Linked DNA regions of Mus musculus: all the other regions are linked to region 2. The links are chromatin loops, found by intact Hi-C in ENCODE. Cell type or tissue: heart. All regions are shown on one strand. Each heading gives the region's core, and the rest is flanking DNA. Links, peaks and the distances in the headings are about the cores only.

What was found. A loop is a pair of places that touch in the nucleus more often than their neighbours do. Peaks named below come from ENCODE experiments on the same cell type or tissue, not always from the same donor. Only the 100,000 strongest peaks of a DNase experiment are listed, where the experiment ranks them.
Region 1: it touches region 2 in a loop (1.9-fold over the local background); 8 of 42 quality-filtered maps call a loop at or near these places.
Region 3: a loop joins it to region 2, with 2.1 times the contacts of the local background. A loop is called at or near these places in 8 of 42 quality-filtered maps.

Annotation. Positions count from the first base shown.
Region 1 is chr6:125,221,173-125,231,910 of GRCm38, forward strand. Tapbpl (TAP binding protein-like) reads right to left here and starts at 10,688. Exons shown (of 7, transcript NM_145391.2): 1 at 10,362-10,688; 2 at 9,383-9,625; 3 at 8,973-9,245; 4 at 6,891-7,229; 5 at 5,319-5,624; 6 at 3,692-3,778; 7 at 3,033-3,537. The coding sequence starts at 10,425. The coding sequence ends at 3,494. Vamp1 (vesicle-associated membrane protein 1) reads left to right here. Exons shown (of 5, transcript NM_009496.3): 5 at 1-1,134. It overlaps E130112N10Rik (RIKEN cDNA E130112N10 gene), which reads left to right and starts at 10,097. Exons shown (of 2, transcript NR_015604.3): 1 at 10,097-10,182. In heart, for the core only: a CTCF peak has its summit at 4,746 (motif pointing left); no DNase peak of the experiment used is centred there.
Region 2 is chr6:125,155,624-125,166,361 of GRCm38, forward strand. Iffo1 (intermediate filament family orphan 1) reads left to right here. Exons shown (of 9, transcript NM_001302779.1): 8 at 3,439-3,569; 9 at 4,910-6,159. The coding sequence ends at 5,015. Gapdh (glyceraldehyde-3-phosphate dehydrogenase) reads right to left here and starts at 10,150. Exons shown (of 7, transcript NM_008084.3): 1 at 9,929-10,150; 2 at 9,648-9,688; 3 at 7,516-7,813; 4 at 7,220-7,417; 5 at 6,855-7,085; 6 at 6,589-6,770; 7 at 6,229-6,478. The coding sequence starts at 9,670. The coding sequence ends at 6,409. In heart, for the core only: a CTCF peak has its summit at 6,525 (motif pointing right); DNase peaks (open chromatin) are centred at 5,288, 6,048, 8,518, 9,418 and 2 weaker places; H3K4me3 peaks cover 4,186 bases; H3K27ac peaks cover 4,193 bases.
Region 3 is chr6:125,204,619-125,215,356 of GRCm38, forward strand. No RefSeq gene overlaps it. Among named protein-coding and RNA genes, the nearest start is that of Vamp1, 5.6 kb to the right of the region's middle. In heart, for the core only: a CTCF peak has its summit at 6,020 (motif pointing left); no DNase peak of the experiment used is centred there; H3K27me3 peaks cover 1,381 bases.

The sequences.
Region 1 (10,738 bases), core at 1,284-9,283, 65 kb after region 2:
TGGGCCTCGCATCCGCAGCTGCCTGCCACTCTTCCGTTAGTTCTCCCTGCAGCCGCTGTGCCCATCCATTCTGCATTGCCTCCTGTCTTTCACTCCCTTTGCATGCTGTGTTTGTTGGAGCCGAGGATAGGAGCTGCACAGTCTGTCTCGGGGGCTTCTTCTAGTGTCATGATAGGATCCCGCATGGGACAAAGCCAGGTGCCCGGCGGGTGGAGGGCAGGGTGGGAAGAGGAGGGCAATGTTCTCAGACCTCTATTCCTTCTGTGCTCTGGTCCACAAACTGGAGGAGGCAGGGCCGTGCTAGGCCGGGGGTCCACTTCCCACGCAGCAGCCTTTCGTTCTGCAGAGCCATCGATCCTTCCTTTCCCTTGGCCCATTTTCCACCTTCCCTTCGTGCTGCCTCAGGGCAGGGCTGAAGAGCTGGAAGAAAGCAGTCAGTGTAGCCTCCCAATGTCCCCCGAAGGTCTCCACTCTGCTCTGGGCTTCCCTTTGCCTAGTGCAGGGAGCCATCTCTGGAGAAGAAGCAACACTGTCCTTGGTGTGTCCCAAGCCTGGAGCGTATGTTCCCTGTTGGCCCACCCAGCCCCAGCACGGGAATTATTTCCTGGGTTTCTGTCCATCTAAGGCTTAGGTGTAGTTGGCATTCGTTCTTCTGGGGGTGTTAGTCCTTCTACTTTCTATCTCACCTCACCCTGAACCCCCTTCTGTGTCTCTGCAGTCTTCTCTCCCTCCCACCACCCATGTGCATGAGCAAATATGCAGCTAACCCTGGGACTTTGCAGTCAGTTGAAGCCAAGCTTCCCACATCTCCTCTTTGTTTGCCATGGGATGATGTGGGGCTTCCATCGTGTCTGTCATTACCTCTGTCTCTTTCCTAACCCAGTCTCACAGTTTATGTATAGTAGTAAGAGTTGTACTTCCACCAAAGGCATGTGACATATTTACCAATCTCATGTATTCTCAACAAAGGCGAAAAATACAAATTCCTACCACAACATTGACTTGATTGTTGTTTGGGCTGTGCTGGGGAGGGGGAGAGGAAGGTGGTGTCCTATGTTGGCTCTAGGCCAGAAGGGCTGATGTGTGTATTCTTTGTTCTTCCTGGAGATTAAAGTCTCTGTGTTGGCAGCGGAAGTGGTCTGTGTCTTAGCCTTCATACCTGAAACAGCCAGGCTTGCAGGTGCTGGTGAGAGGAAGTGCTGACAGGAAGCTGAGTGGGCACCAAATGCTAGCAGACAGCTGCAGGCTTTCTCAGCCCCTCCCAGGCCTCTCCACCTGCTTGTCACCTCTTGGGGGAGGCTTCCAGCCCGTACCTCCTTGGTCCTCATGCATGATTTGTTCCCCTCTTCAGCTTCATTTCTATTTTCTTTAGTTTTTCAAGACAGGGTTTCCAGTGTGCCCCATTGTGCTTGCCTTGTAAGTAGATTCTCCATACTAATTCTTCTGAAATAGCAAGTTCACTTCAAGATCTAGTTCTGTTTATTGTATGCGTGTGAGTGTTTGCATGTATGTATTTACAACATGTGTGTGCCTGGCATCCAGATCCTCCCCAGAGCAACCAGTGCCCCAGCCACGGGGCCATCTCTGCAGCCCTTCCCCCACCTCCTTTTAAGACATTGGTCTGTTCCTAATGTCTGCAAAAACTAGCTTCTAAACCCAGAAAACCTTCCCCCCACCCACGAGACAAGGTTTCTCTTTGTTGCCCTGGCTGCCTTGGAATGTACTCTGTAGACCAGGCTGTCATCAAACTCAGAGAGATCCCCCTGCCTCTGCTGCCTGAGTGCTGGGATTAAAGCATGCACCATCATTCACAACTTAATTTTTAAAATCTTAATTTAGGGCTGGAGAGTTGGTTCAGCAGTGAAGAGCACTTGTTACTTCTGCAGAGGACCTGGGTCCAATTTATAGCAGCTATATGGAGGATCACAACCTCCCACCCCGACCCCAGCCCTCTGTGTGTCCCCGGGGATCTGACACTCTCTCCTGGTACCAGGCACACAGGTGGTGTACATACACACTTGCACACAAAACACTCAACACACATAAAATGGTAAGATAAATAGATCTACTAAAGAGAACTCTCAGAGGACCTAGGTCTCGTTTGCAGCACCCACATGGCCACTAACACCTGTAGGTAGCTACAGTTCCAGGGGATCCAGGGCCCCGTCTGACCTCTGCAGGCATCTGGGTGCGTGTGGTACACATACACACAGGCACACTCATGCACAGATATTTTTAAAGATGCATTTGTTTTTATTTTATGCATATACCTGTTTTTCTAGCATGTATGTGTGAGTACTACATGCATGTCTGGTGCTTTAGGAAGACAGAAGAGGGCGTTAGACTCCTGGAATTAGTTACAGATGGTTGTGAGCTACCATGTGGTTCTGGGAACCAAATCCAGGTTGTGTAGAAAATCTACCAGCGCTCCTATCCACGGGTTGCTATCTCTCTAGCCCCCCACTTTACTTTTGATAACAGACATCATAATTCATGGTCTTTATAGGCTCGGATGCACTGTATCCATAAGGTATTTCATAGCAGTGAGCACAAGGAAGCTCTCGTGCAGCTGAGGGAGTGTTGTATAACTCTCCCAAAACTCCTGGCAGCTGTCTGAAGGGTCAGAACCCTAATATCTGATGATGTAACGGTGCAGATGTAGCCCAGGGCCTCTGCTTCGTACCTTGAAACAACGAGTTGGGAGTTGGAGCAGCTAGGAATGTTTTGGAACCAACAGGGAGAGAGAGAAGAAAGTGCGCTGTAGTCACAGCATGTTTTTATTTTGACAGTGTTGGCATTCATGAGTGGTCACAGCCTCTCCCGCTTCCCTCACTTTGATCCTTTTTCTAAGAGAATTTTTTTACATCTGACTTTTTTTTCATTTACTCATTTTACATTCCAATATCAGTTCCCTCTCTCCTTCTAGTACCTCTGCATGAAGACCCACCCCCATTCCTCCTTCCCTTTCTCCTTTGAGAAGGAAAGCCCTTTTTAGGTAACCCTCCCCTGTGTGTCCCCCCACCCCCGATTTCTTTTTTTTTCTTTTTTATTAGATTTATTTATTTATTATATGTAAGTACACTGTAGCTGTCTTCAGACACTCCAGAAGAGGGAGTCAGATCTCGTTACAGATGGTTGTGAGCCACCATGTGGTTGCTGGGATTTGAACTCCAGATCTTCGGAAGAGCAGTCGGGTGCTCTTACCCACTGAGCCATCTCACCAGCCCCCACCCCCGATTTCTTAATACCTCACATAGATGGTGTTAGCTTCCACTTTGATAATTCTGCCATCCTCTTGTCCTGTCCCTTTTCATCAGCCCAGGGCTCTCTTCTCAATAGCACAGAAAGCAGAGACTTGTACAGTCCAGGGCCAGTACTGCACTCCCAATGTGCTGGCACCTTCAGGCCCAGCTCAGCCCCACACCTCACACGGGGTCCTTTAAGTAGCCAGGATGTGGAGTACTTTACTTTGTATTCGGAGGCAGGCAGGCGGCTACCCAGAATGCCTCATAGGCCTGGTGGACCTTGATGAAGAAGCTGAGAGAAAAACGGAACAAGATTGTTTTCAATAGGGATAATTCCAAAAGCAGATGTTGGGGGTATGGTAGAAACATCTGGAACTCAGCACACTGGACTTCATCCCTGGTTTGGGTGGGCAGATACCTGAGAGTAGGTTGATCTACAAACTCACCTTGCTGTCTGTGAAGTCCCAGAAACAACAACAGCGCAGAAAGGAAGATGATGCTGGCAAAGATGACTCCCAAGGTTCCTCTCTGCTCTGTGGGTGAGAATGAACACAAGACCACATGCTGAGCCCTCACCCTCCAGTACCCCTCCCCTTAGGAGGGGAGCTCTGGCCTGGGTGCTGTGAATCCTCACGGAAGGACGGGAGCCTGCCCACGCAGCAGCACTGCACTTGTTCAAGACTCTCAAGTTTGTGTGTTGCTGTTCTGCCTCTTACTCCATCGGGGCTTTGTTATTCTGAGACAGGGCCTCATGATGTCCAAGCTGGCTTTGAACTTAGGAGTCCTGCCACAGCCTTCTAGTGCTGTGTTTATAGGCACACCCCACTAGACCCTATTCTATCTCAGGACATTTGAAAATGTTTTACAGAAGAGAATGAGGCTATCTCAGTGACTACCAGCAAATAGCTGGGGAATGATGTGAGCCAAAACAAAAGGCAAGCTTTGGGGAAGCTCATAGTCTAGCGAGCAACCAAATAGGTCTGGAGCTCTTGGATATTTCATTGTGAGGTGCACATCCTTTCCTGCCTGAAACTGCAGCATTCTGTGGCCTTTGGGATGAAGTGTGTGTAGATATAGGGTGTAAACACGTAAGGGCTTGCAGCTTGCCTTTTGGTTATAGTGTCTCCTTTATTGTATATTGGTAGAGAACCTGGGGCAAACTGCTCAGTGTCTGCAAATGCCAGCTTACTCATCTGTAAGATGAATTCTGGACATGGCGATGGTGTCTGTAGTCCCAGCTATTTGGGAGGCTGAGTAGGAGGGCTGCTTGGCAGAGGAGTTTGAGGCCAGCCTGCTCAGGAAGACCGGTTTCCAAAAATAAATGGGAGGTGTAATATGTGAGATCACCCTCAGAAGCTCTTGAGTATATTGGGGGTGGAGAGTTGGCTAAGAAGTCAAGAGTTCTTGTTGCTCTTGCAAAGGACCTGGGTTCCAGTCTTAGCAGCCACATAGTGGCTGACAAGCATCTGTACCTCCAGTGCTAGGGGATCTGATGCCCTCTTCAGGTCTCCATGGGCATTGCTTGCCCATGGTGCACTACAGCAGGCAAACCACGCAAACACATAAAATATTAAAGTTAGTGTAGAAGCTGACTTTCCAATGCTTGGTCATATGGGTGTGCAGATGTAATCGTCTTAAGTATCATTGCCTCGTGCCCTTTTTTGCACACACCCTCAGGCCCCTAGGTTTTCTGTAGACTCTTGTGTCGTTTGGTTTTCATATGGACTGTGCTTCCAGTCTTAAGGGCTTCCTGCTGAACTTGGGCTGGGCTCAAAGGTCTGTTTTGGGTCTTTTTCCCTGTCTGCCTCAATTTGTCTCTCTAGCTCCTATGGGAAGGAGCAGCACTCCTTTACCTCTGATACCCAGCCCAAGCTTACTCATCTCATTATTTGGAGGCTGGGGATTCATAGTGGTAGAGGATGCCACTCTGGGAAAGATAAAGATAAGATAAAGAGTGTGCAGAAGGTGGAACTGAGGAAACGCATGAGAATAGCACACAGCCAAAGATGACCTGTAAGCAGGGGAGTCCCAGCCTGAATACAGACAGGGGAGGAGAGAGGACACCCCCAGTACCTGGATTTGGCAAAACCCTCATGCTGGTTGTAAGGGGCTCCTCCAGGGAGACGTGGGCGACTTGGCAGGTGTAAGTGGCACCTGTGGGGCCTGGGTCAGCCATCACCGTGGAAGAAATGCTGTAGGTTCCCATCGTGCTCTGCCTGAGGCTGGAGAAGGAGGCACCAGAGACTTGGGCTGGAATTCCACCCAGCTCCTCTCGAATCCACGTCACTCCCACATCCAGAGGATAGTAGCCGGCAATGCTGCAGACGAGGGAAGGCAGAGGATCCTTGTTTGCCAAGTGCAGTTGTATTTTGGGGGGAGCTGGAGAAAGAACAAGGAGTAAGATTTTAGAGGTATCCGACCAGAGCCCTCAGAGGAGCCTGCAGCCTCTTTAAGCGTGAAGGTATGTTATAGAGACGGAAACTCCTCAGTGTTTCAAGATGTTGGGGTGAGGGCTCTTCCTGGACACAGATCTTAAAAGGCTGGGAATTCAACCTAGGGCCTTATAAGTACTAGCAAGTGCTATACCACTGAGCCACATACCCTACCGTTTGGTTTTCTCTTTTATCACCTCTGCAAGCCAGTGATTGCTCATTGAGTTGAGAACTGCTTTCTGCCTGTCCTTAATTGGCTGTTGCCGCCATTAGGAAGTGCTAGGAACATAAGATGAAGGCCCTTGTGGCCGCAGGTCTCCAGAGCAACTAGGAATGAAGCACGCAGGACTGTCTTTACAGTGGGAAAGATGTTTTTAAAAAACCTGTTCTAAAATCAATCAAAGAAACAAAAACCCCCAAAAACCTGTTCTTCCATCCACAAAGCTGAAAATTGGAAGTGATTAATAGCCTGGATCTGTGTTATCTGTTGGTCCAGGCCATACCAAGCTCCTCCAACCAGGACCAGAGGTGGCTGGTGATCTAAATGACCCTTATATTATCTGTATAACCAGGGGGCTCCCCCAAGCTCCCAAAACCAGGACCAGAGGTGGCTGATAGCCCAAATGACCTCTACACTATCTGTATGACTGAGAACATCTCAGAGCCTTCCCTAAAGCCCTAAAGCTAATACAGGCTTCCTATCTTTAGAACCCATTTTCTTGAAAGAAATGACATGGACTCTAAGTCCAGTTTTGATGTAATTACAAGGGACTGTATTATACCAGCATAACTTTTCCCCCAGTTATACTGCGTTTAAGTTTGTTGGGGATAAATCGCCTTGTATCAGACTTCCCAAGTCGGATCCAGGTTGAAGAAGTTAATCTGAACCAAGGTTTCTTTCTCCCTGTGATTGACTTCCTTGCCTGGACACCTGCAGGGTCCCTCTCAAGGAAATGGTCCAGGGGACTGAAATTACAGACAGCTAGCCCAGGGTTTTTATTCTGATGTAGTTATTTCCTGGGGGTATTATCTTGGCATTCAGTGAGACGCCTTATCTGATCACCCACACCTCCAGAATGAAGATGGTGTTTGGGTTGTGGGAATGCATTCCTTCTCTGAGGAAATTTTCTCTGGGGTTGGATTCTAGTCTGGGAAACATTCCCATAGGCATCTCCCTCTCCCTTATCCCAGAAAACCCAAGGCCTGTCCTTACCCAGGATGTTAAGTGGCATGATCTGTTGAGCTTGATACAGAGAGGTGGAGATCTGGCAGATGTAGTTCCCCTCATCCTTTAGAGTGAGGTTGGGTAAGGTGAGAGAGGCGTTTCCAGCCCTGAGTAGCTCCTCAGGCTCCAGTGTAGCGCCCTTGCGCTTGGCCTGCCCCTGCCCTGTCTTCCAGCTGTACACCAGCTGGCCGCTGCCTTTATGCTGCAGCCGCCACTCCACGCCAGTGAGGTCCAGGCCTGGTGCCATGGAGAAACTGCAGTGCAGGGAGACAGAGGACCCCAGCAGGTGGTTCAGGGTTTGGGTCTCTGATGTCACCTGGAACTCCACTGTAGAGAGAAAGAAAGGGTGACTTACAGACTGTTTCTTCCTTAAGGTCACCTGGCCTCTGAGCCATGGACAGACAGCTCCGGCTCCCTTCCCTGGACAGTGGTACTGAGTTCATTTCCTGTCCAGTGGAGCCATAAATTAATGGTGCAGCAAGGCACACATGAGAGCCTAAACCCACAATCTTCGTGGTTCAGTCCCTCCAAGTGCAAGGACTGCAGATGTGGACAGTACGTCCAGCTTCAATAGTCACGTCTTTCCATGAATGAAATACTGTTAAGTCCTGTGTGCACTGGACCCTTGTTACTGTGAGTAGAGCACTCCCCAGCCTTGATAGGCTTTTGGGATCCTTGGTTATTGTGAAGCAGAGTGGCCTTGACTTTCAGCTATCAGCCCTAACTGCACATGGGAGCATTTGGGGGTGAAGTGTTGTGGTCCCTACAGCCTAGTCAGTCCAGGGGAGGATATCTATGTTAGTCGGGTAGAGAGGAACTATGACAGCTGACGAAATAGGTCAGAAATAAGTCACGGCTGGGTGGGGGTATGTTGTTTCATTTATTTGTAGATCTGAATAAGTTCAAAAAGGGAGAAGCACTAAACTACCCATGGCCAAGGATAGGAGATGCTGAACATCTTTTCTGATGTGGCAAGGCACATTCAGAAAGGACTGTAGAGCCGGAGGGTGTGGTAGTATATGCCTGTACCATCAGCTACTAAGGAGGCATGACAGAATCACAAGTTTCCAGGCCTGCCAGGGCATCTGGGTGAGACCCCTGTTTCACAATAAAACTGAAAAAGGAATTGAAGCTGTAGTTTAGTAGTAGAGCTCGTGTTTAGCACAAGGCTCTAGGTTCTATCCTCAGTATGGGACAACATAATACTAAAGGCTAATGTTTTAGGGGTTTGCAGGGATAGGAGAGGGGCCCCCTCATCGTCATCTTCTGTGGACTTGATTTTCTCCTTTTTGGAGGCAAAATAATGAACTGGACTCTCCAGGTGCCTGTCAATATGTTTCCTCTTGGTTTTGAACCTGGTAGGAGGTACTAAGTGGGAGAGAATGAGGAATGGGCTCACTAGTAAGAGCTACTGAGCACTTCTTTCTCCCTGTGCTCTGCTGTAATTGCCATGAAGCACCAGACCAGACTCCCTCTCCCTGGGAGGAAACATGAGTTTGGCTAAATAAGAGTGTAGTGACATGTGTAGCTACAGTGTCCTCATGTGTTGCTTCCCCACTTTGGAGAAAATACCTGATGATTATTATGTTTTGATGCTTGCTCGAATAAGGATCTCCTAGCATCCCCTCTTCTTGACTCAGGATATTTTAGAAAGAAAAGATGAAGCTCTATGGGTACCTCAGGAGGACCTGTGGGATATTTGTTTTCTTCCTTCTATCCCATCTCTAACCACAAAAGAAAACAAAATACCAACCAACAAACCAACCAAACAAACAAAAAACAAATTAAAAAAACAACAACCCCCCCCCCAAAAAAAAAAAAAAACCAAAACCAAAAAACCAAAAAACTATCTTGGGGCTATTGAGATGGCATAGTGCATAAAGTGCTTGCTGCCAAGCATAGTGAACTAGTTCAATCCCTGGAAACCACATGGTAGGTTCTATAAGCTGTCCTCTGATCTCTACCTATGTGCTGTGGCATGTGCACACGTATGTGCGCATGGACGCGCACACACACACACACACACAATAATACAAAATGTTCCTGTGCCACTGCATTTTGTTTTCTCACCTTGAGTCTTCACTGTGCCCTGGGCACTCAGAGGTAGGTTCAGTGTAGGGTGCCGGACAGCTCCAACTTCAGCATCTCTTAGAGTCTTCATCACCATGGAGACACTGGGGCCACCTCTAGAAACCTGCATGTTGCTGATGAACCAATGTGCTTTCTCAAAAGTGGCCTCTTGTCTGGCCTGGAGGAAATACTTGGAGATCTCGCAGGTCACTGCCTTCCCGCTGCAGTCAGCATGGAGCAACGCCTCTGCCTGGGGAATCTGTACCAAGTCCACTGGGGAGAAGGGCAGCATACAGAAGTAATGTTGGATGGACAACGCCAGACCGGGGGGGGGGGGGGGCAGGCGTGGGTAGATAGAACTGGGAACGGGGCTGTTCCTGTGGAGGAAGCCTAGGATGGGGAGATTTTACCTGAGGCCTCAAAGATAACAGGTGAATCCTGTTTGGTCTCAGTGCTCCCCTGGAAATCTGTGATGCCTTCCAGGGAGCCATCATCCAGCACTGGTACCTGCTTCAGCACAAGCAAGGCCCTCTCCCTGTCCCCACTGCTGGCAAAAGCCCCGCGGTGCCTGTCTTCTGTCACCAAGAAGCAGTCTAAGATGATGTCCGTGGGCTGCCGCTGTCTTTCTGCTGTGGTGGGCGCTGTGGGAGGGTCTGCAGGGAAAGTGGAACAAGCACCCTCGTCCTCCACACTCTTCCCACCCCTTCACCAAGCCCCGGGCTGAGCAGCAGGTAAAGGTGCCTTCTGAGCCCCGCTGTCCTGGTGTCATCTATAAACCCAGCTTCTGCTGAGGCACCTGCTACTCAGGCAGCGGCTCTGTGAGTTATTTCAAGTCCTAGATCTGTCCTGATCAAAGCCAGAGGGGTTTATGCTTTGTATTTCTGAGTCTCAGCTGTGGGATGCAAGGGAATTTCTGGAAAGGAATTCTCAGGTTAAAAAAAAAAAAAAAAAAAAGGAATAAGAAATACTGCCACAGGGGAGAGGAGCCAAGACACTGCTGTTCCTAGGGACATTGACAACCTTTTTCTCATCACCCAACTTTCCCAGAGGCCTCTGCTTTCTGCCATAGCCACGCCCACCAGGAGTCACCAACCCAATGATTTCTTAGCCTGGGGAGCCCCTTCCTCTTCTAAGGATTCAACTCAGGGCAGTGAGCTGTCCCACAGAATGCTAACACCCTGCCTTCCCATCGAGGAAGCCCCCCTTTTCTGTGAGTTCTCTGCCGTACCCCTCTCCAAACTGGTTCCGCATGTTGTGAGTGCCGCACTCATTTGCTGGGCTTAGCAGACAAGCTGGTGCTGTTCTGAGAAGGTGGCTTCCTGGGGCTCCTTTAGCTTGGCGCTTCCTCCCCCCCAGTCCCCCAGGCCCCAGCCTGGTCTCCGCACTCACCAGTCCCTGCTGCCCCAGAGACAGCCAAACAGAGCAGCAGATACCAGCTGGGCTCCAAGCCCATGGAGGCTACTCTCAGGCTCTTCCTTGCTGGCTGCCTTCTCCACAGTTCCCCTGCTAGTGATCTCTGGCTGAAGAGGGGGTTCTGTGAGCACCCTCACTTAGCACCTGTGGTCTCCGTTCTCTTATCGTTTCTCTTTCACTTTCACTTCAACTGCCTCTGTGGCCGCCCGCCCGAGGCCAGTAATGGCTGCAGCCAGCTCTGCTTTCTGTTCTCCCTAAGGTCCACCCCGCACCCAAGAAATCCCCAGGTGATTTCAAAACCTGGTATCACCACATCAGCTTTCCCATCAGCCCCAACTATGAGAGGGCTGGAG
Region 2 (10,738 bases), core at 1,870-9,869:
GAATGGTGGTGGGGCTGGGGTTTAGATTGTCCTGCTGGACTGCAGGCAGGGACTGCAGGAAGGGGGTCGCCATTGGACAGTGAACAGGGCTCTATGTCTTAGACACTGATGCAGGGATGAGGCAGGAGACTAATGCCATTGGGCTCCCTGCGAGCCCTGTGGTGCATTCCCGTGCCCATGGGGGTCACTCTGTTTGCATTTTGAAAGGGAACTTTGGAAGTAACTCTTCTGCAGTGGCCAGCACATGTCAGATGGCCGTGCTACTCTGAGGAAAACCAGTGCTTTTGGTTTTTAACCCAGAATTCCCACCCAGCCAGTGTTCTGCCACCAGTTAAGCTTTGCCTGGGGACAAATGATCTCCCATCTCCTCCTGTCCGCTCCTCTTACTGCTCCTTCCTCCTTCCTGTCCCCCTCCCTGGGTTGTGTCCACCTCTTACAGACGGTAGATTTAAGGCTTGGTCCTTTTTTCCCTACCGTCAGCCAGGTAGGAGTCTTAGCACAGTGATCAGGAGCTGCTGCCCTTCTGTGGTTCATCCCTTAGGCCACAAATAACTAAGTGTAAACATGATGTGGTAGGACAGAGAAGAGCACCCTGGGCTGGGACTGTGCTCTCATGGTAGAATGCCTGCCTACCTTCATGCGTGAAGCCCTAGGTTTGATACCAGTACCTATAAAATGGAGTGTGGTGGTGCCACCTTTAGTCCTGGTAGTGGGAAAACAGGCAGGAGGATCTCTGTGAGTTCGAGGACAGCCTGGGGAACAGAACTACTTCCAGGATGGCCAGGGCTGCACAGAGAAGCCCTGCTTCAAACCTCTACTCTCCCCCTGCCCTCCCAAAAAAATTGGGAACATGTTTGAAGCTGTTCCTAAGTTGTATGACTTCTGTTCTCTCCTGGGAGAATGAGTTGAGGAGAAAGCCAAAGGATGCTCACTTGGTAGCGTTGGTAGCAGAGTAGCTCCTGGGTCTCCCTGGAGCATCTGTAGGACCTTTATCTCCATGACCCTTGATCTCAGGGTTATTGGCATAGAGATAGACCAGCCCCCATTATTGAATGGTGATGCAGAGTGGTGGGTGGAGTTTTCTTCCATGGCCCCGCCCCTTCATCGCTCCTATCTACCTCTACCCCTGCCTCTCCCACACTGAGTCTGAAATTTGGGGGTGATTTGTTGAAGGCATCTTCTAGAATGTGCATCTTCCCCTTCAGTGTGTAAATCAGGGTGACATATGACACTTAGAGACATGGCTGGTAGTACTGCCTTATGCTTTGAGAGACTATAATGGAGGTGGGGTAGGGGAGGGAGTGAGGGGTATGCTTGTATTTATGGGTGACAGCTGCTCTCGACCTGTAATAGTGTGTGTGTGTGTGTGTGTGTGTTGGTATGAATGGGTGACAGCTGCTCTCTGACCTGTAATAGTGTGTGTGTGTGTGTGTGTGTGTGTGTGTTGGTATGTATGGGTGACAGCTGCTCTCTGACCTGTAATAGTGTGTGTGTGTGTTGGTATGTATGGGTGACAGCTGCTCTCTGACCTGTAATAGTGTGTGTGTGTGTGCGTGTTGATGTACATGGGTGGCAGCTGATCTCTGACCTGGAATGCTGTGTGCATTTGTCTGTGGGGGGTGGCAGCTGAGCTCTGATCCTCAGTGTCATGTTTTTCTCACAAATGGTGCAGTCTGCTGTGGGAACAAGCATGCCTTTCAAGCCATCTCCTCTGTGGCTTACCACCCAGCTGTTCAGCAGATGACCCAAAATGCCAGTGTCCTGGCTGTCTCCTTTGTCTGCTCCTGGGGCCCACTCCCACCCGGTCCAGTTCACATTTGTTTCGGGTGACTTCCCACAGCTGATCCACATGCTTCAAGGCCACTCGGCCTCCTTGTCTTTGCCCTCAGGCAGCCAAGCAAATCTCCCCACCGCAGTCTGATTCTCCCTATCTGGCCCCTGGCCTTTGTATCACAAACAAAGAGAGGCCGCAGTTTGTCTCTGGCCTAGATACTTTTCCGCCTCAGCCTACTTTTTTTGCTGCCTTCAAACCTGGCTGCAGAGTCAGCTCTGGAAGGGAGACTTTTCTTGATACAGAGACTCCCCCCCCCCATTTCTTTTGTTGGGGATTTACCCTGTAATCACTCAGGAGGAAGGTCTCTCTCTTATGTGGGCGAGCAGGATATAAGGGAGAAGATGATGTGGAATGAAATGCTATAAACAGAAGCAGCCAGGTTCCCTCCATTGCAGCGAGGCTTTGGAATATTTCACAGTGAATTAGCTTCAGTTGAGGGGAGGCTCAGTGGCAAAGATGGACAGATGAGTGGCCCTGTCTGTCCTTAAAGCAGTGGTGCTCAGCCTTCCAGACGCTGTGACCCTTAACACAGTGCTTCACGCTGTGGTGGCCCCAGGCATAAACTATTTCATTGCTGCTTCATAACTAATTTTGCTACTGTTACGAATTATAACATAAATACAGACATGCAGAGTGTCTGATAGTCAACCCCCAAGGGGATTGAGACTCACAGGTTAAGAACTGCTGCCTTGCCGGGAGTGGTGGTGCACACCTTTAATCCCAACACTCGGGAGGCAGAGGCAGGCGCATTTCTGAGTTCCAGGCCAGCCTGGTCTATAGAGTGAGTTCCAGGACAGCCAGGGCTACATGGAGAGACCCTGTTTCGAAAAACAAACAAACAAAATACTAAATTTTTTTTTTTTTTTTTAAGATTTATTTATTTATTATATGTAAGTACACTGTAGCTGTCTTCAGACACACCAGAAGAGGGCGTCAGATCTCGTTACGGATGGTTGTGAGCCACCATGTGGTTGCTGGGATTTGAACTCTGGACCTTTGGAAGAGCAGTCGGGTGCTCTTACCCACTGAGCCATCTCACCAGCCCCCAAAATACTAAATTTTATTATTATTGTTATTAGTGTGTGTGTGTCTCTCTCTCTCCACATGCCACGGTGCATGTGTGGAGGTTAGAGAACAAATTCACATTGCCAGATGCGCAGGAGCCTTATCCACTGAGCCGCCTGGTGTGGCCTCCTTACCCCTTTTTGAGACCGGGTTTTATATTTAGGTTTGCCTTCGGGACCCTGCTGCCTGAGCCGAGTAAGCGCTGGAGGGATGCGTGCTCCCCGCACCGCACCGCACCGCACCATCCTTACTGTGTTGTGTGCTCTTGCTGTTCTTACAGAGAACTCAGACATCAGCTGATTGATTCTTGGGTGGCAGTAGGAGTGGATTGGCAGGACAGGGCCGAGCGGGGAGCACTGTCCTGAGCCCTTGCCTAGCCACAGTGAGGGCCTGAAGTCAGATCGCCAGTTGCCCCACCCCTCCTCCATATCCTGGGGGAAACAGGCAGTTGTAGCTTACTTGTCTCCTGAGCTGCTTGGCCCCCAGGGCCTTGCCTGGGTTTGCTAACCGTGGTCCTCCCTGACCCCACCTTACTGCAGCTGGAGCTGGCCACAGCCAAGAACGACATGAACCGACACCTGCATGAGTACATGGAGATGTGCAGCATGAAGCGGGGCCTGGACGTGCAGATGGAGACCTGCCGCCGGCTCATCACACAGTCCGGGGACCGGTAAGGGCCTGCCCCGAGCGGGCTGGGTCTCTCTCCCAGGGAGGAAGGCTGGAATAGGCCCCGATGGTCTGTGGGCAGGGACCAGGTCACATCTTTATGTCCAGCTGTCCTTGGGAGTCGCCTGTAGGTGTGGCCCAGAATGAAGCTTCCTCTCCCTGCCTTGGCCATCAGATGAAACTGACCAGTGTCCCAACTCTGAGTGTCTTAGAACCTAAACCAGGCAAGGACCAAAGATACGGGGACAGGATCTTATCCAAATCACGGGTTTATGTGTTTGACCTTGTGTAAGAGTAAATCTGGGGTTTCGGAGTATAGCTTAGTGGTAGAGGACTTGCCTAGCCTGTGTGGGGCCCTGTGTACACACACACACACACACAGAGACAGACAGGCAGACAGTCAGACACACAGACACACACACAGATACAAACACACACACACAGATACACACACAGACAGACACAGACACACAGATACACACAGACATACACACAGACAGATACAGGCACACAGATAAACACACACAGACAGATACACACACAGACACACACATACACACACAGACACACAGACAGATACACATACACAGACACACACACATTAAAAATTTTTTTTAAAATTTACTGCAAACCAGGCAGAGTGGTACATGTCTGCAGTTTCAGTCTTGGAAGGCAGAGGCAGAAGGATTGTCATGAGTTTTAGGCTGTCCTGGACGACAGCAGCAAAAATTTGTCCCAAACAAACCAAATAGCAACAACAAACAAAATCCAAGAAACTACAGTAAGTCAGGTGTGCTAGCGCATATCTGTCATTCAAATGCATAGAAGCAACAGGCAGGTACTCCAAGTACCAGGCCAGCCTCACCTCTGTATAGAGTTCCAGGCCAGACAGGAATGCGTACAGGCCCTGTCTCAAAGACAACAAAAAACCCAACCCAATCTCCCAAATTACATCAAGCTGAGTATAGTGTGCATGCTTACAAGAGATCTGTGGCTCCACCCCAGCCACTTTGGAGGCAAGAGGATTGCTTGCACCCAGGAGTTTTGGGGTCCAGCAGCCCCCACCCCCATACCAGATTACTGCTGGACAAGAAGCTAAGGCCCCAGCGTGGCTCAGGGGGCATCTCCGTGCTGTGACTTCGCACTTTTCTGATCTCTGAGCCTCTCAGAGCCCCCCAAGATAAGAGAGGCACTGCTCCCCATCAAGTTGAAAAGGGAAGTGTCTTCTTCCCTCCCCAGCCCTTGCCTGGCACCCCCTGTACCTCAGAAGGCCATGAGAAAGCAAGCTTAGAAGTCTGCAGCCTTCCTGCTTGGTCCAAGGTGACAGCTGGTGTTTTTTTCTAGAAAGTCTCCTGCTTTCACTGCGGTCCCGCTTAGCGACCCGCCGCCACCGCCGAGTGAGACTGAGGACTCCGATCGAGACGTCTCATCTGATAGCTCCATGAGATAGAAACCAGTGTCTGGCACCCCAGAGCTCACTGGGGCAGGGGTGTGGGTCTGCAGGGGTGTGGGTCTTCTGTGCCACTGCATGAAGCCTGGCCCTGGGCTGTCCCTCCCCAGGTTCTGGGGTGTCTGGAGCTAGGCTCAGCCCCACCCTCCCTGTACAACGCCCATGACATTGGGACACTCCTTCCTGCCTTCCTCACATGTGGGTATCTGCTACTTCTCCATCTTCGGAATGCTGCCAGGACACTTGTGAGCCTCCCTTTTCCACTTTGTAAGGAATGTGATCACGGGACCTGCCTGTATTCCTTGGGTATCTTGGATTTTGTACTGGTGCTAACTTGCCTAGGCACTCGTGTGAAGCAGATTCATCATGTACCTTGGGATAGGGCTTTGCTCCCTAGTAAGGCTTTGGAGGGTGTGGGGTGCTCTGTCCACATGCTCCCAGCTGTTCACTTGCCTCTTGCAGTGAACATGGCCGTGCAGGCTCGCCTTTGGGAAGTCCTGTGCTGGGCCCAGGTCGCGGCTGAGGAGGTGAAGCTGCTGCCCGCACATGGGTGTGGCCTGCAGGTTACTGGTGCTCGGGGCCTGTTTCTCCAGTGAGCAGCTGAGGGTATGCCGCCATGGCTGTCACTGACAAAACCAAAAGGTTAAGATGTCCCTGACCTAGGGAGTCAGTCACGACCTCCCAGGAGACGCTATGTTGAACTATTGGAATGGAACCTTTAAAAGCAATGACGGTGTGGAATACTTCCCAAGCACTGAGTCACTGTGTGACGCACGAACCAAAGCATCGACCAGTGCTACAGCCCCTCTTCATGGATACCACTAGGTTTTACTGTACTGGGCGCCCTTCCAATTTTATCTAATTTTACGTCTGTCTGCAGGAGGGCTGGGTACAATTAACCTTTGTTTGCAGATAAAAGGACACCGATCTTTCTCAAGAGCAGTGAGCTCTGGAAGTCAGTGCTGTCCAACAAGTGAGTCTCAGACTGCATTTCCTGTCCCATTGTCAAGCCCCACCCTCCGCATTGCCAGACATATCAGCTGTTCAGGACAGGCGCCCTGGGCTGGGACTTGGATAGAATGTAGCCCTGGACTTCCGGCACCCAGCTGGATGTCAGAGCCAATAAAGATACATGCACAAAAGTTGATTGAGCCTGCTTCACCTCCCCATACACACCCTCCCTCCCCCAACACCGCATTAAAACCAAGGAGAGGTGGGTGCAGCGAACTTTATTGATGGTATTCAAGAGAGTAGGGAGGGCTCCCTAGGCCCCTCCTGTTATTATGGGGGTCTGGGATGGAAATTGTGAGGGAGATGCTCAGTGTTGGGGGCCGAGTTGGGATAGGGCCTCTCTTGCTCAGTGTCCTTGCTGGGGTGGGTGGTCCAGGGTTTCTTACTCCTTGGAGGCCATGTAGGCCATGAGGTCCACCACCCTGTTGCTGTAGCCGTATTCATTGTCATACCTAGAACAAATTGGGACAACTGTTAGTTTGGGTTTCTTTTCTGAGCTAGCCACCAGAGGGCACCAAACCCCCAGTTGCTCTTAAAAGTCAGGTTTCCCATCCCCACATACCAGGAAATGAGCTTGACAAAGTTGTCATTGAGAGCAATGCCAGCCCCGGCATCGAAGGTGGAAGAGTGGGAGTTGCTGTTGAAGTCGCAGGAGACAACCTGGTCCTCAGTGTAGCCCAAGATGCCCTTCAGTGGGCCCTCAGATGCCTGCTTCACCACCTTCTTGATGTCATCATACTTGGCCTGATAAGAACAAACCCCAAAATGACTATCCTTGTCCCAAGTCACTGTCACACCAGAGACAAGCCCAGCTCTCCCCATACATACAGGTTTCTCCAGGCGGCACGTCAGATCCACGACGGACACATTGGGGGTAGGAACACGGAAGGCCATGCCAGTGAGCTTCCCGTTCAGCTCTGGGATGACCTTGCCCACAGCCTTGGCAGCACCAGTGGATGCAGGGATGATGTTCTGGGCAGCCCCACGGCCATCACGCCACAGCTTTCCAGAGGGGCCATCCACAGTCTTCTGGGTGGCAGTGATGGCATGGACTGTGGTCTAGAAAACACGGGGGCAATGAGTGAGGTCCTGCACGGCACCCCTCTACCCAAAAGGGACACCTACAAAGAAGGGTCCACTCATGGCAGGGTAAGATAAGAAATGCATGAGCTGTCTCCCCACTGCCTACATACCATGAGCCCTTCCACAATGCCAAAGTTGTCATGGATGACCTTGGCCAGGGGGGCTAAGCAGTTGGTGGTGCAGGATGCATTGCTGACAATCTTGAGTGAGTTGTCATATTTCTCGTGGTTCACACCCATCACAAACATGGGGGCATCGGCAGAAGGGGCGGAGATGATGACCCTTTTGGCTCCACCCTTCAAGTGGGCCTGTTTAAGGGAAAGAAGTTGATTTCAGACTCAGTTCTTGGTTTTCAGGTTGCACCATATCAAGGGTGCCCGTCACCTTCAGCTTTCCGGCCACTTACCCCGGCCTTCTCCATGGTGGTGAAGACACCAGTAGACTCCACGACATACTCAGCACCGGCCTCACCCCATTTGATGTTAGTGGGGTCTCGCTCCTGGAAGATGGTGATGGGCTTCCCGTTGATGACAAGCTTCCCATTCTCGGCCTTGACTGTGCCGTTGAATTTGCCGTGAGTGGAGTCATACTGGAACATGTAGACCATGTAGTTGAGGTCAATGAAGGGGTCGTTGATGGCAACAATCTCCACTTTGCCACTGCAAATGGCAGCCCTGGTGACCAGGCGCCCAATACGGCCAAATCTGAAAGACAAGAAACAGGGGAGCTGAGATCAGAACTCCTCATGGGTCTGTAGTGAGCCCCAGGCTATCTCATGTTCTTCAGAGTGGAATACTGTTGCACCATAGGTGTGGAGAACCTGCAGCCATCAGCTATGCACGTACCACAACAAAGGTACAAGCCTTTATGCAGACACAGTACATTAGAAATGTATGCATCAGGAAGTTCATGTTTTGTTCAGAATTCCCTTTAATAAAGCTAGTTGAATGCTTGGATGTACAACCCAAATATAGACTGTTCCCACCCTAGAAAGTCCAAAGAGATCTAATTTTATATTCTTTGAGCAGCCGAGGCCTGGCAGGGCTTTTATAGCACGGTTATAAAGTGGAGGTTTCTTTCCTGTCCAAGAGGTGATTGCTTGCCCAGCAAACCTCCTCCAAGTCATTCTAAGTCTCTTAAGAAGTGGCAGTTTGCCCCAGTCTGGGTACAAGCTTGGCACATCACCCCCATCACTCATGCCCTGGGAAGTTTGTTCCAGCATGGCTGGACTTCAGGCTACACCCCCTGGACAGGGCAGACCTGTGAACTCATTCATCAGCAAGCTCAAAGGGCAAGGCTAAAGGTCAGCGTGAGCAGCACAGGGCGGGCCCACCTGTGTCCTCCAAGTCCCTCGAACTAAGGGGAAAGACTGAGAAAACATGTGGGGGGTTTCCAACCCTAATCCCAGGGCTCGTTCGCGAAACACCTGTTCTTCTCGGGCAAAAATGAGAGCCGGAGCAACAGATGTGTGTAGGGGGAGCAGGGTGGAGAGCCCGCTCAGACCCCAGATCCAGAAAGGTCACACGGCTAAATTTAACCTCAGATCAGGGCGGAGTGGAGAGATCTGGTTTCTGGAGGATGGAACGGGGAGAAGGGCAGGATTCTGAGGCGCAGGGACACCCAATCCTCTTAATGACCTTTACATCCTGGCCTATAGGGCCTGGGTCAGTGCGAGGCTGTGATGGGAAGTGCAGGGGATGGAAGGGGCTGCTACTACAGGAGCCATTTTGTGGTGGAAAATTTCTTTTCAGAACCACCATGACTCAGCTCCCCATCCCACGGCTCTGCACTACGCCATAACTACCTCTGGGGTTGGGAGGTCAAGCGGACCTCTGTAAGTCCGCTTTGATTTTCAGAGAATAATCTAGAATACGCATTATGCCCGAGGACAATAAGGCTCAAGGGCTTTTAAGGCTAATAAGGTGAGACAGATTGTGAGGTAGAACTCTCTCGAGAGCACGGAAGCCTTGCATCACCTGGCCTACAGGATAAAGGACACTCCACCCAGCCGAGAGGAATGAGGTTAGTCACAAGCTAGGAAGAAGGAAGGCCTAAGCAAGATTTCATAACGGCGGTTCATTCATTTCCTTCCCGTTTGCAACATGGCGGCGGCCAGTTACCCTAAAGGAAGCCCAAGCCTGGGAGATGATGCGCAAAGGTATGCACCTCACAACGCCATGCCACCGACCCCGAGGAAGGGGGAGATGGGGGAGGGGCTTCCCTCCTGGCACGTGACTCCTCAGGGCGCGAAAGTAAAGAAAGAAGCCCCGGACTGGGGATTACGGGATGGGTCTGAACGGGCGCGTGGGGTTGTTCCTAATACTTAAGACTCCGGGCCGCTCATCCCCGCAAAGGCGGAGTTACCAGAGGTGCAGCAGCTGGGGGCCGCAAGTGCGAGCCATCGCCAGGTCCGAGCGCTGACCTTGAGGTCTCCTTGGGCGCTTCGGCCACCTCATCCACCTCCCCACAGTACTGCAGAGCCCCCGGGTCAGCAAGACCTGCGTAGGCAACGGAGCAGGGCCCCGCCCTGGAACTCACCCGTTCACACCGACCTTCACCATTTTGTCTACGGGACGAGGCTGCAGGAGAAGAAAATGAGATTAGCGTGGCCCGAAGGACACCAGGCAGTCCCCTCCCCCACCCCGCCTCCATTCCCGCCGTGCGCCCCATCACGTCCTCCATCATCCCCCCCCTGCAATGCGGAGCCTGGGTCCGGCTTGCACACTTCGCACCAGCATCCCTAGACCCGTACAGTGCCCACTCCCCTTCCCAGTTTCCGACTGTCCCCGGCCTCCTGCGGCCCACTCCGCGATTTTCACCTGGCACTGCACAAGAAGATGCGGCCGTCTCTGGAACAGGGAGGAGCAGAGAGCACCAGGGAGGGCTGCAGTCCGTATTTATAGGAACCCGGATGGTGGGGGGGAGCTGATGACGCGCGCCCCGCCTCCCGCCCTGCTTATCCAGTCCTAGCTCAAGGGCGCAGAGGCCTGAGCTACGTGCACCCGTAAAGCCGCGAGTAGCTGGGCCTCTCTCATTTCCCCTCCTCCCTCTCTTTGGACCCGCCTCATTTTTGAAATGTGCACGCACCAAGCGTGTGGGCTCCGAACTGATAGGGGGAGGGGAGCTGAGATTGCCCCGCTCAGGAGGTGACCGGGTGATGGTTCCCAGGATAGGACTCAGGGAATACAGACTATGAACTTAAGGACGAGGAGTCCTTGGAGTGTGCACCAAGGACATCCAGGACCCAGAGACCTGAATGCTGCTTCCCGAGTAAAATGGGAGAACAGGGGAAATGGAGAAGTGTGGGTCTCCCTGCCACTGCATCATCGAACCTCTCCCCATTATTGAAAAGGCTGCGGAAAAGTTGAGGATCTTCTCCTCGTTGTTCTTCGGTAGTGACACAGCAACCCCCCCCCCCGAAAAAAAAAAGAGTGGAAGAAAATGCCAGGGTGGGGGCACTTTTCCTCCCGCGGGAGCCCTCAGGAGCCCCATTTCCCTATCTGCCCCCCCCCCCCTCCTGGCTTCTGTCTTTGGCCAGAGGCCTGGCTTGTGTACCGCGCTGTGAGGGCAAGGGGGTGGCCAGGAAGACGCTTGAAAAGGAGATTGCTACGCCATAGGTCAGGATGCCC
Region 3 (10,738 bases), core at 1,259-9,258, 48 kb after region 2:
GCTGAGCCATCTCTCTAGCTTCAGCACATACAACTCAAAACTGTGGACTGAGGCTATAGCTTAGTGGTAGAGTTCTTGCTTAGTATGTGTGAGGCCCTAGGTTTAATCCCCAATACTGGGTGGGAAGTTTAACATATGGAGTTTTTTTTTTTTTTTTTTTTTTTTTTTTTGGTTTTTTCGAGACAGGGTTTCTCTGTGTAGCCCTGGCTGTCCTGGAACTCACTCTGTAGACCAGGCCGGCCTCGAACTCAGAAATCCGCCTGCCTCTGCCTACCGAGTGCTGGGATTAAAGGTGTGCGCCACCACGCCCGGTTCAACATATGGAGTTTTTAAGGAGCAATTTCCGCATGTTCACAATCCTGCCCCTCAGGAGGTAGAGGCAAGCTTGAAGTTGGTCTACAGTGTGAGAACCAGTAACTTACATACCAAGACTCTGCCTCAAAACTTAACAACCACAAATTGGGTACGGTAGTAGTGATGGTCGAACAAGGTATATACTGAAAACCTCTTGAAGGGACCATGATGTCGCTCAGTAGTACAGCTGAGCCAGCATGCTTGAGGCCCTAGGTTCAAATTTAAGACAAGGGGGTAAAAATAACCACTTTAGAACTGGTCATGGTCACACCCTGCTTTAATCCCAACACTCGGGAGGCAGAGGCAATCAAATATCTGTGAGTTTGAGGACAGCCTGGTCTACAGAGAGTCCCAGAATAGCCAGAGCTATATAGTCAGACTTTGTCTCAAAACAAAACAACAACAAAAACAAACAAACAACAATAACAACAAAAACAAAACCCAAACAAACCCAAAACTAAAACCAATCAGTCAACCAACCAACCAACCAACCAAAACTAACCAGTTTGGATTTTTACTGGAGATGGTGATACGTGTCTACAATCCCAGCACTTTTGGGATGTGCCGGCAGGAGGGGCAGAAGCTCAACGCTAGCCTGGGCTCCGTGAGACCTAAAAGAATACACACCAATAAAATTAAATGAAAACGAAGGAGTGAATTACATGGTGTGTGAACTACAGCTCAGAAAAGGGGAGGAGCCAGGCCTGGTGGTCACACCTGCAATCCCAGGCAAGCCCAGGGAAGAAGATTGACCCAAATGTAAGGCCAGCTTGGGCTCCAGAGAGAAGCCCTTGAAAAACAAAAATGAAGAGGAGGAGGAGGAAGAGGGGAGGGGGGGACTCGTAGGGGGAAGGGACTGAATACTTGATTTATATTTTCCAAATAAAAGTCATACAAGAGCCCAGCTAGTAGAAAAGACTAGAAAATGTTATGAGACAGAGCAATCCTCCCCTCCCCTCTACCCACCCATGTTCTTTCTAGAAACAAACACTTCCATATTTCCTTTTCTGGTTTTTCAAGACAAGGTTTCTCTGTGTAATCCTGGCTGGCCTGGAACTTGCTCTTTAGACCTGAGTTCTGTCTGCCTCTGCCTTCTGAATGCTGGGATTAAAAGTGTGCGCCACCAGCAGCTGATTTTAGACTTTTGTTTTGTTTTGTTTTGTTTTGTTTTTCGAGACAGGGTTTCTCTGTGTAGCCCTGGCTGTCTTGGAACTTACTTTGTAGACCATGCTGGCCTCGAACTCAGAAATCCGCCTGCCTCTTGCCTCCAGAGTGCTGAGATTAAAGGTGTGTGCCACCACGCCTGGCGGTTTTTTGTTTTTGTTTTGTTTGTTTGTTTTTAAGACAGAGTTTCTCTGTGTAGCCCTGGCTGTCTTGGAACTCACTCTGTTGACCAGGCTGGCCTCGATCTCAGAGATCTGCCTGCCTCTGCCTCCCTAATGCTGGGATTAAAGGCCTGTGTGCAATGTGCTCTACCTGCTGAGACTCTCCCCCTACCCCCTCCTCCCCTACTCGCTCTCACTCTCCTTTTCTTTGTTCTTTTCTTTTTCTGAAGCATGATCTTATTGTGCCAAAACTTTCCTGAACCCCAAAAGACCACCAAGGGAGCTGAATTCAATGCATTAGGGTGTCTTTATTCAAACTTGAGCTTGGCTTAACTCACTGCCTCTGACCCACAGGACGGTTTTGGTGGAGTGAAAGCACTCATCCGGACAAAGTTTTATTGAAAATGGCAAGCGAGGAGTGAGTGTTTCTGGCCTGGCAAGCATCTAATTGATGGCTACTGTGGCCTTTAGCATAAATTGGCTGGTGCTGGGAGCCAAACCATAAACTTAACTTCTGTTTTCCTCCTGATTGGTGGTTGTTAGGCAGGGGCGGGCTTGTAACCTGGGGTGGGGTGTGTGTGCCAGATTTGTTGGGGGCTAGAGACTGGTGCTAGACACTGTGTTTGTTGGGGAGGGTAACCTGGAGACCCAGATCTTGTTGGGGGGGGGTGGGGGGGTAGCCTGGAAACTGGACTTAGGCTCAGTTTTTGTTGGGAGGTAACCTGGAAACTGGAGCTAGGTACCAGTCTGTTAGTGTACTTGAGTTCAAACATGTCAGGTTTTCTGAGATGGAGTCTGAACCCAAAACTTTAGTCTCTCAGTCTATCTATATGTAGCCCTGACTAGCCTGGAAACTCTAGGTAGACTAGATTGATCTCAAGCTCAGTGAGATCTGTCTGTGTCTGCCACCTGAGTGGCAGTATGTGCCAACACATCTGGCCCTTCCACCTTAGTTTTTGAGACAAGTCTGTTACTGGAGCTGGAGTATGTTCTGTTGGCTAGACTGGCTGGCCACTGAGGGCCCAGGATGTACCGGTCTCTGTGGCCCAGCACTTGGGTCACAGATGTATGCTCTGCTGCACCTGGCTTTTCAGTGGGCGATGGATCTTGTTCAAGTCCTTAGGTTTGCACAGTTAGCACTTTTTCCGGTGAGCCACCTCCCCAGCCCCAGGTACGGTTTTGGAAGAGAGCTGGCAGCTATTCACAGGAAGAACTCATCTTGCCAGGACACTGGGTCACGCCTCCCTCTCTCTCTCTCTCCTTTTCTCTTTCACTCCACATCTCTTCCTTCCTACTTTTACTAATATCATTACTTTGGCTTAAATTGGTAAGCAGTGTTTAAATTATTAGGAATTCATAAATATTATTTTGCTTGTAATCTCAGCCCTTGGGAGGCAGAGGCAGGTGGATTTCTGAATTCCAGTCCAGCTTGGTCTACAGAGTGAGTTCCAGGTCAGCCAGAGCTACACAGAGAAACCCTGTCTCGAAAACCAAATAAATAAATAAATAAATAAATAAATAAATATTATTTTGAGCTGAGTTATGTTTAACGGGAACAATTATGTTATTAAACTTTTTTTTTTAAATCACAAATGGATCTTTTGTTTTGTTTTGTTTTGTTTTGTTTTGTTTTGTTTTGTTTTCGAGACAGGGTTTCTCTGTACAGCCCTGGCTGTCCTGGAACTCACTTTGTAGATCAGGCTGGCCTCGAACTCAGAAATCCACCTGCCCCTGCCTCCTGAGTGCTGGGATTAAAGGTGTGCACCACCACACCTGCCTCAAATGGATCTTTTTAAAAGAGATTTATTTATTTTTATTCTATGTGCATTGGTATTTTGCCCCCGTGTATGTTTGAAGGTGCCAGATCCCCTAGAATTGGAGGGGCAGACAGTTGTGAGTTGTAGTGTGGGTGCTGAGATTTGAACTCAGGACCTCTGGAAGAGCAGCCAGAGCTCTTAACTGCTGAGCCATCTCTCCAGCCCCCACAAATGGATCTTTATTTAAGACTCTGATCTACCTAATTAATACTCTCTTTACCTTGGGGAGGAGAGGCCATCCAGGCTTCAGCCTTTTGCTTACATGTTATCTTGCTCTCTCTGAGCTTCCCTAAGTTCTGGTTTCTGAATTCTTTTGGTCATTATATCCTCAAAAGATGTGCCAGTGACGGCCCGATGGACTTGGCGGTGGCTTCTTTCCTTCTGAATTTCTTCCAACTGTTCTTTTTTTTTTTTTTTTTTTTTTTTTTTATCCTGTAGAGGACAGTCCAATTTATCTGCCAAGGATTCCTTTTAGAAAAGACATGTGCACTTGCATTTTGCGTTCAGAAACTGGGAAACCTCCTGGTCAGTCCTGGTGTAGTTCTGTCCTTGTTTGGGGTAGATCTTGTATCTGCTGAAACCCTCATGGTGAGAGCTGCCTGCTGGTGGGAGGAAAGACCCAGGGAGGGCGAGAGAGTCATGGGAGAATGCCTTCCTTATAGGGCAGTAGGAGAGATCAAAACTCTTTTACAGGGACGTAATTTATGCATCATACAATTCACTGACTTTGGAAACTTTTTGTCTGTTTAGAGTTGTGTGCCTATCACCATAATTGACTTTAGATATTTTCCTTTTCCCCATTAATTTATTTACTCACTTTACATCTGGACCACAGCCCCCAAGTTTTGATATTTCCATCATCTCTCCCTCAGCCATTATTTCCAGTTATCCCAGTTAACCCTCCCAGAACTGAACACCTACTGCTGTCTGCTTTTTTATGTATTGTGAATGTTTCATGGAAGTTTATCATAAATACATGACTACTTGGGACTAGAAGTTCTTAGGAGCTGTTAAGTGATACCTCCTGTCTTAAATTATTTTTCTATTGCTTTGAGGGCACATAGTCACCGATGCAATTTACACAAGAAAGAGTTTATTGGGAGGTGGGGGGCTTGCCTACAGTTTAGGGTCCATGATCATCAAGGTGGGAAACATGGAACACAGGGAGACAGGCATGACGCTGGAGCAGTAGCTGATAATTTGCATCTGATCCACAAACATGAGGCAGTAAGAAAGCTAACTGGACCTGGCCCAGGCTTTTGAAACTTCAAAGTCCACCCCAGTGACACACCTTCTCCAACAAGGCCTCACACCTCCTAATCCTTCCCAAACAGTTCCACCAACTAGGGACAAGCATTCAAATACACAATCCTACAGCAGCCCTCTCATTCAAACCACTACACTTCCCATATGACAGACACACATTAACTGAAGGTCCAAACCTTTTCCTGACTCCCCAGGAATCAGAGACAATCTGACTGTAGATCATATCATACTGTAGGCTACTCATCAACTACAGACATGGGGCCTCCTCAGGTCTCTGAAACCTGTAAGAGGAGATTCTGTCGTGCTATCTTTCTCTGGCATTGATAGCACTCCTAAGAAATCTCTCCCTCAAAACACAATCTACTTAGTTTCTCTTGAACCCCAAATTCTGAGCGCTTGCATCACGTACAAGTTTGTGAGTGTGTGTGTTTGTATCTTCTTTTTTCTTGGGTACACTATTTGAGCAATTTTGAAACTTTTCAAGACAACAAATGCACTATTTTGTATTCCTACTAGCGATGTATGAAGATGTCATTTGTCAAGATTCTTGACAATACTTTGAGAGTTTTTCAGCATTTGTAGGGGGTGAACTGGTATCTCAATGTAGTTTTTATTTGCATTTCTCTGATGGTTATGACACAGGGCATCTTTTCTAGTGTCTATTGGCATTTTGTGTCTAAACACGTCCTTTGCCTATTTTCAAACTAATTTCTCTCTCTCCTCTCTCCTCTGCTGGGAGTAAAGGTATGCACCATGTGGCTCAAATTAGTTTCTTTTTGAACTGCACAGGTTTGTTATCTATCACAGACAGAAGTTTTTTTCTTTCTTCTTTTTTATTTTTATTTTATTTTCAGACTTATTTATTTATTATATGTAAGTACACTGTAGCTATCTTCAGACACTCCAGAAGAGGGAGTCAGATCTCATTACGGATGGTTGTGAGCCACCATGTGGTTGCTGGGATTTGAACTCTGGACCTTTGGAAGAGCAGTCGGGTGCTCTTACCCACTGAGCCATCTCACCAGCCCTCTTCTTTTTTAGATAGAAGTTCTTTATTAGATATATTATTTGAAATGTTTTTCCTATTCAGTAACTTTCTTTTCTTTTTAAGATTCCATTATCTTAAGACAGAAGTTTTAAGTTTTGGGGCTAGAGAGATGACTCAGCCCCTAGGAGCCTGGTTGCTCTTCTAGGGGACCTGGGTTCAATTCCTAGTACTCACATGACAGCTCAACCATATGTAACTCCAGGCTCAGGCTCCCTCTTCTGGCCTTTACAGGCACTGTATTCATGCGTAGATAGACACAAGTTCCAGCAAAACATACACATAAAATAACAGTAAAGAAAATCAACATGGAAAAAAAGAAAAAAAGAAAAAAAGAAAAAGAAAAACAACATGGGCTAGATAGATGGCTCAGTGGTTAAGAGCACTGACTACTGTTCCAGAGGTCCTGAGTTCAATTCCCAGCAACCATACGGTGGCTTACAACTGTCTGTAATGGGATCTGATGCCTTCTTCTGGTGCATCTGAAGACAGTTACAGTATACTCATATGCATAAAATAAATAAATAACACGCACACACATATATGAGAAAAGCAATACATCATTGAAACTTAAAACTAAACAAAACAAAACAAAAAAACCATACTATTTATCCCTAAGTTATACCCAATTAGATCTGTGAAACACTTGCCTTAGTTTCTCTGGTGGTTTACATGAGAATGGTCCCGATAGGTTTTAAGTCTTGGTCATCAGTTGGTGGAACTCTGTAAGAACTGTTTGAAGCTGTGGCCCTGCTGGAGGAGGTGTGTCACTGGGGGTGAGCTTTGGAGTTTCTAAATCCCCACCATTCTTACTGAGCTCTCTCACTCTCTGCCTCAGGTAAGCTCTCTCACTCTCTCTGCCTCAGGTTTGTGGGACCAGATATAAACTCTAGCCAGCCTGTAGCTATGTTCCCTGCCATGATGGGCCATGATGGTCCGTGGCTACCCAAGCTAAACGCTTTCTTTTACAACTTGCCTCGGTCATGGTGTTTCCTCATAGTAATAGAAAACTAACCAAGACAGTTTCCAAATGCCTAAGCATGTCAGATATTGCATTAATGCCTTGCCTGAAGACTGTATACTGAGGGCTTACCTCCTCCTCCTCCTCTTCCTTCTTCTTCTTCTCCTCTTCCTCTTCCTCCTCCTCCTCCTTCTCCTTTCTTCTTCTCCTTCTTTTGTTTTTGTTTTTTGTTTTTTTGTTTTGTTTGTTTTGTTTTTGAGACAGGGTTTCTCTGTCTAGCCCTGGCTGTCCTGGAACTCACTTTATAGACCAGGCTTGAACTCAGAAATAGACTTTATAGACTTGAACTCAGAAATCCACCTGCCTCTGCCTCCCAAGCACTGGGATTAAAGGCGTGTGCCACCACCCCCGGCTTCCTTCTTCTAATCTAGTCAGGGCAGGTTGTATCTTGATCCTTAGTACGGTTTCCATTTCAAGCATTTTGTTACGACCCTCCGTTCCATGCCTTAGAACTGTCGCCTGTCTCTCTCCTATTTTCCAGAGCCCATCACACAGTGGACTGTTTCGACAGGGGAGATGGTAACATTTCTGACTCCCTACATTATCTGAATGACATCTTTAGTTCCACCTTTTTTTGAGACTGGGTCTTGTTAGGAGTTGATCTTCTAGCCTCAAGTGATCCTCTTCTCCATTCTCTTCTGTGTGGTGAAATTACAGGTAGATGACATCAGAGCCCTGGTTCCCCCTCACCTTTATTAATATTTGAGATGATATAAAATTCTAGGTTAATAATCATTTTGCCCAGGTTAAAAATATTTATTTATTTTTGTGTGTGTGTGTGTGTGTGTGTGTGTGTGTGTGTGTGTGTGTGTGTGAGGGCTCCAGATCCACTGGAACTGGAGTTAAAAATGGTTGTGAGGCACCATTTGCCAGCTGGGAAGCAAACCTGGGTCTCCTGGAAGAGCAGACGGTTCTCATCCTGTCGAGCCTCTCTAGCCCCTGAAAGCTCTTTAGGCGCTGCTGCACTATTCGCCTGCACTGATGGTGCTGTTCTCCCTCCTGTCCCATGTTTATTCTCTTGTTGAAAGATTTCAAAACCTCCTGTTTTGCTCTCCTGTTCTGAGATTACAGAAAGATGTGTCTAATTTAATGCTATTCTTTTTCTGTCATTGTGGTAGCTAGAACCCACAAGTTGGTCTGGACAAGCTCATTTAGTTCAGGATAATTAATTCCCTGCCCACACATTTCCTTTTCCCATACATCCCAATTTCCCCCTTTTCATATTCTTTATTACTCAGACGTTGAACTACTTGGCATGGCTTTTTAATTTCCTTAATTCGTGTCTCTGTCTCTCTGTTTCTTGGCATTTCTTCCCTGATTTGTTTTCAGCATATGACCACAATTTATTTCTCTTGGAACTGTCTCTGTGGAAATTCCCCAAGGCCTCCACTGAAGAGGAGCTTACCAGGGAGGTCTGCATTGCTCTTGCTGGTGCTGGGTGCCACTGTCAATGCCAGACCACTTGGAGATTCTTGCCAGGATGATTTTAGGAAGAAAAGATGCTAAGGCTCTCAGAAGTGAATAAAACAAGGATTTCAGGCAAAGTATTAAAAACACAGTTCAAGGTTATGAATTCAAATATTTAAAAGGACAAAGAGAGCTTCAGCAGCCACCTAGTTTGTAAATAATTTCAATTGAAGAGCATGCGGGGGCCAGTACTTTAAAAACTCCCTTAGTTGCCAATATAGGGATTCCAACTTTATGTAGGGGCTTTCTGTTAGGGATTGAACTTTGAGTAAGACCATCATGCTGTTTCCTATGCTATGCTGCTACCCCACGAGGCCACCACGCTCAAGAGCAATGCTCAGCTGCCTCTCCAGATGTCAGCTTTCACTTGTTTGACCTTTAGTCCATGTTTTCTTTCTCATCAGCTCATGAACATACTTTTAAAATTCCTATTCAGTGTCATCCCAGCACTTGGCGGGGGCTGGGGGGGCTGAGGTGGGAATACGGCAGAAAACCAAACCAAGTCATACCTGCCATGAGGCAAAATGATCTAAAAGCGGGCAGCAGTAATGCCCACATTTAATCCCAGCACTCAGGAGGCAGAGGCAGGCGGATCTCTGAGTATGAAGTCAGCCTGCTTTACAAAGCGAGTTCCAGAACACCCAGGACTACACAGAGAAACCGTGTCTTGAAATCCAAAATCAAAACCAAAATCATCAATTGTAAAGTGCAACAGAATAAAAAACAGGGCAGGGGTCAGATCTAAAGTAACAAGTTTAGAGAAGAAAAATAGCCGTGAATGGCATTTGTGGTAATTAGGTAGGTACCCGGTAACAAGACTGGACACAGGCTTGAATCTAGAATTGTCCCCCCTTTTCCGTTCCGTCTTTCTTTTGCCATTTGGCAGAAATTTTGCTGTAGCTTAGTCAGGCTCTACCCACACTGTATTTGTCATACCTGCTCATGAACATCAAAATGTCACAACTTGCAGAATGAATGCCAGGCCCTTGAAAGGAAGTTCCAGAGGGAGAAAAGGAGTATGTCCTGTCCAGTAATGAAATGCTGCATGCATCTCCAAAGACGTAAACGCTTGCACACAGGACACCAACATGTGGACATCTGAGTGAAACACATGATTGCCTGAGAGTTAGTCTCTGGGGGATGGGGATGGAGCTCAGTTGGCAGAGTGAATGCCTAGCATGCAAAAGGAACAGAGTACGCTGACCAGCGCTGCAGAAAACTGGGCATGGTGGTAAACTTCTGCAGTCCTAGCATTCAGGAGGCAGAAGTAGGAGGACCAGAATTTCAAGGTCATTCTTGACTACATTTCATGTTTGAAGCCAGCCTGGACTACACAAGCCTCTGTTTCTGCTGGGAAAAGAGTCTCTGAACGTCAAGTTGTAACTGTCCTATTAATGTTACTATGTTCTCTTTCCTTTTGCATGGATGCCTAAGATATAAACATTTACACTGCATCCAAAACCTAAGCTTCCACTAAATGTAAAATAAGAATTCTAAGGCTAGGAAAACGCAACCACAGCTATAGATTCCTTTAAAGCTGTGAAGCATAAAATAATGTTGAATTTTACAACTGATGTCTAGGAAAGGGATTCTACTGGAAGAGAGAAGAAACGTCTTTAAGTATTGAGAAGGAAAAATTGATTCTACTTAGATTTTGGAGGAGGAGTAAAGAGGAAAGGGCTGGGGCTGGAGAGAGATGGCTCAGTGGTGGAGGGAGCATATTGCTTTTGCAGAGGGTTTGGTTCCCAGCACTCACATATACTCAAAACCATCTAGGGAATAACCCTCCTCTGGCCTCCAAGGGCACCCAAGCATGCATAGATGCAGGCAGAAACTTGTACCATAATATATATATACATATGTGTGTGTGTGTGTATATATATATATATATATATATATATATATATATATATACACACACACACATACATACGCATAATGTGTGTGTATATATATATACATATATGTGTGTATATATATATATATACACACATATATATGTGTGTGTGTATCTATATATCTGTATATATGTATATATCTATATCTATCTATCTATCTATCTATCTATCTATCTATCTATCTATCTATCTATAGAGAGAGGTCTCAAAAAACAAAACAAAGCATAAACATAAAATAGGGAAGTCTACTTTAGTTCAGGTTTCTGGGCTGGGTTAACTAAGTCGCTGTGTTAACAGGTTTAGGGATGAAGTTCGTGATAGGGAAGAGAAGAATGAAGAATGTGGGTTTTATGGTCTCAGGCAGGGATGGTGACGGGGTGGTCCTGTGGCCAAGGACTTCATGAATATGCATTCACTGCTGAACCTCGCAGCCAGTTGGATTCCAGCGTCTAAGTCACTTGGGTTTCCTTCTGCCAGGTGCTGTGGGCGGGAGCGGTAAGAATGACAGCAGTCTCCAGCTCAGCGATTGGCTGGTAGGCACCATA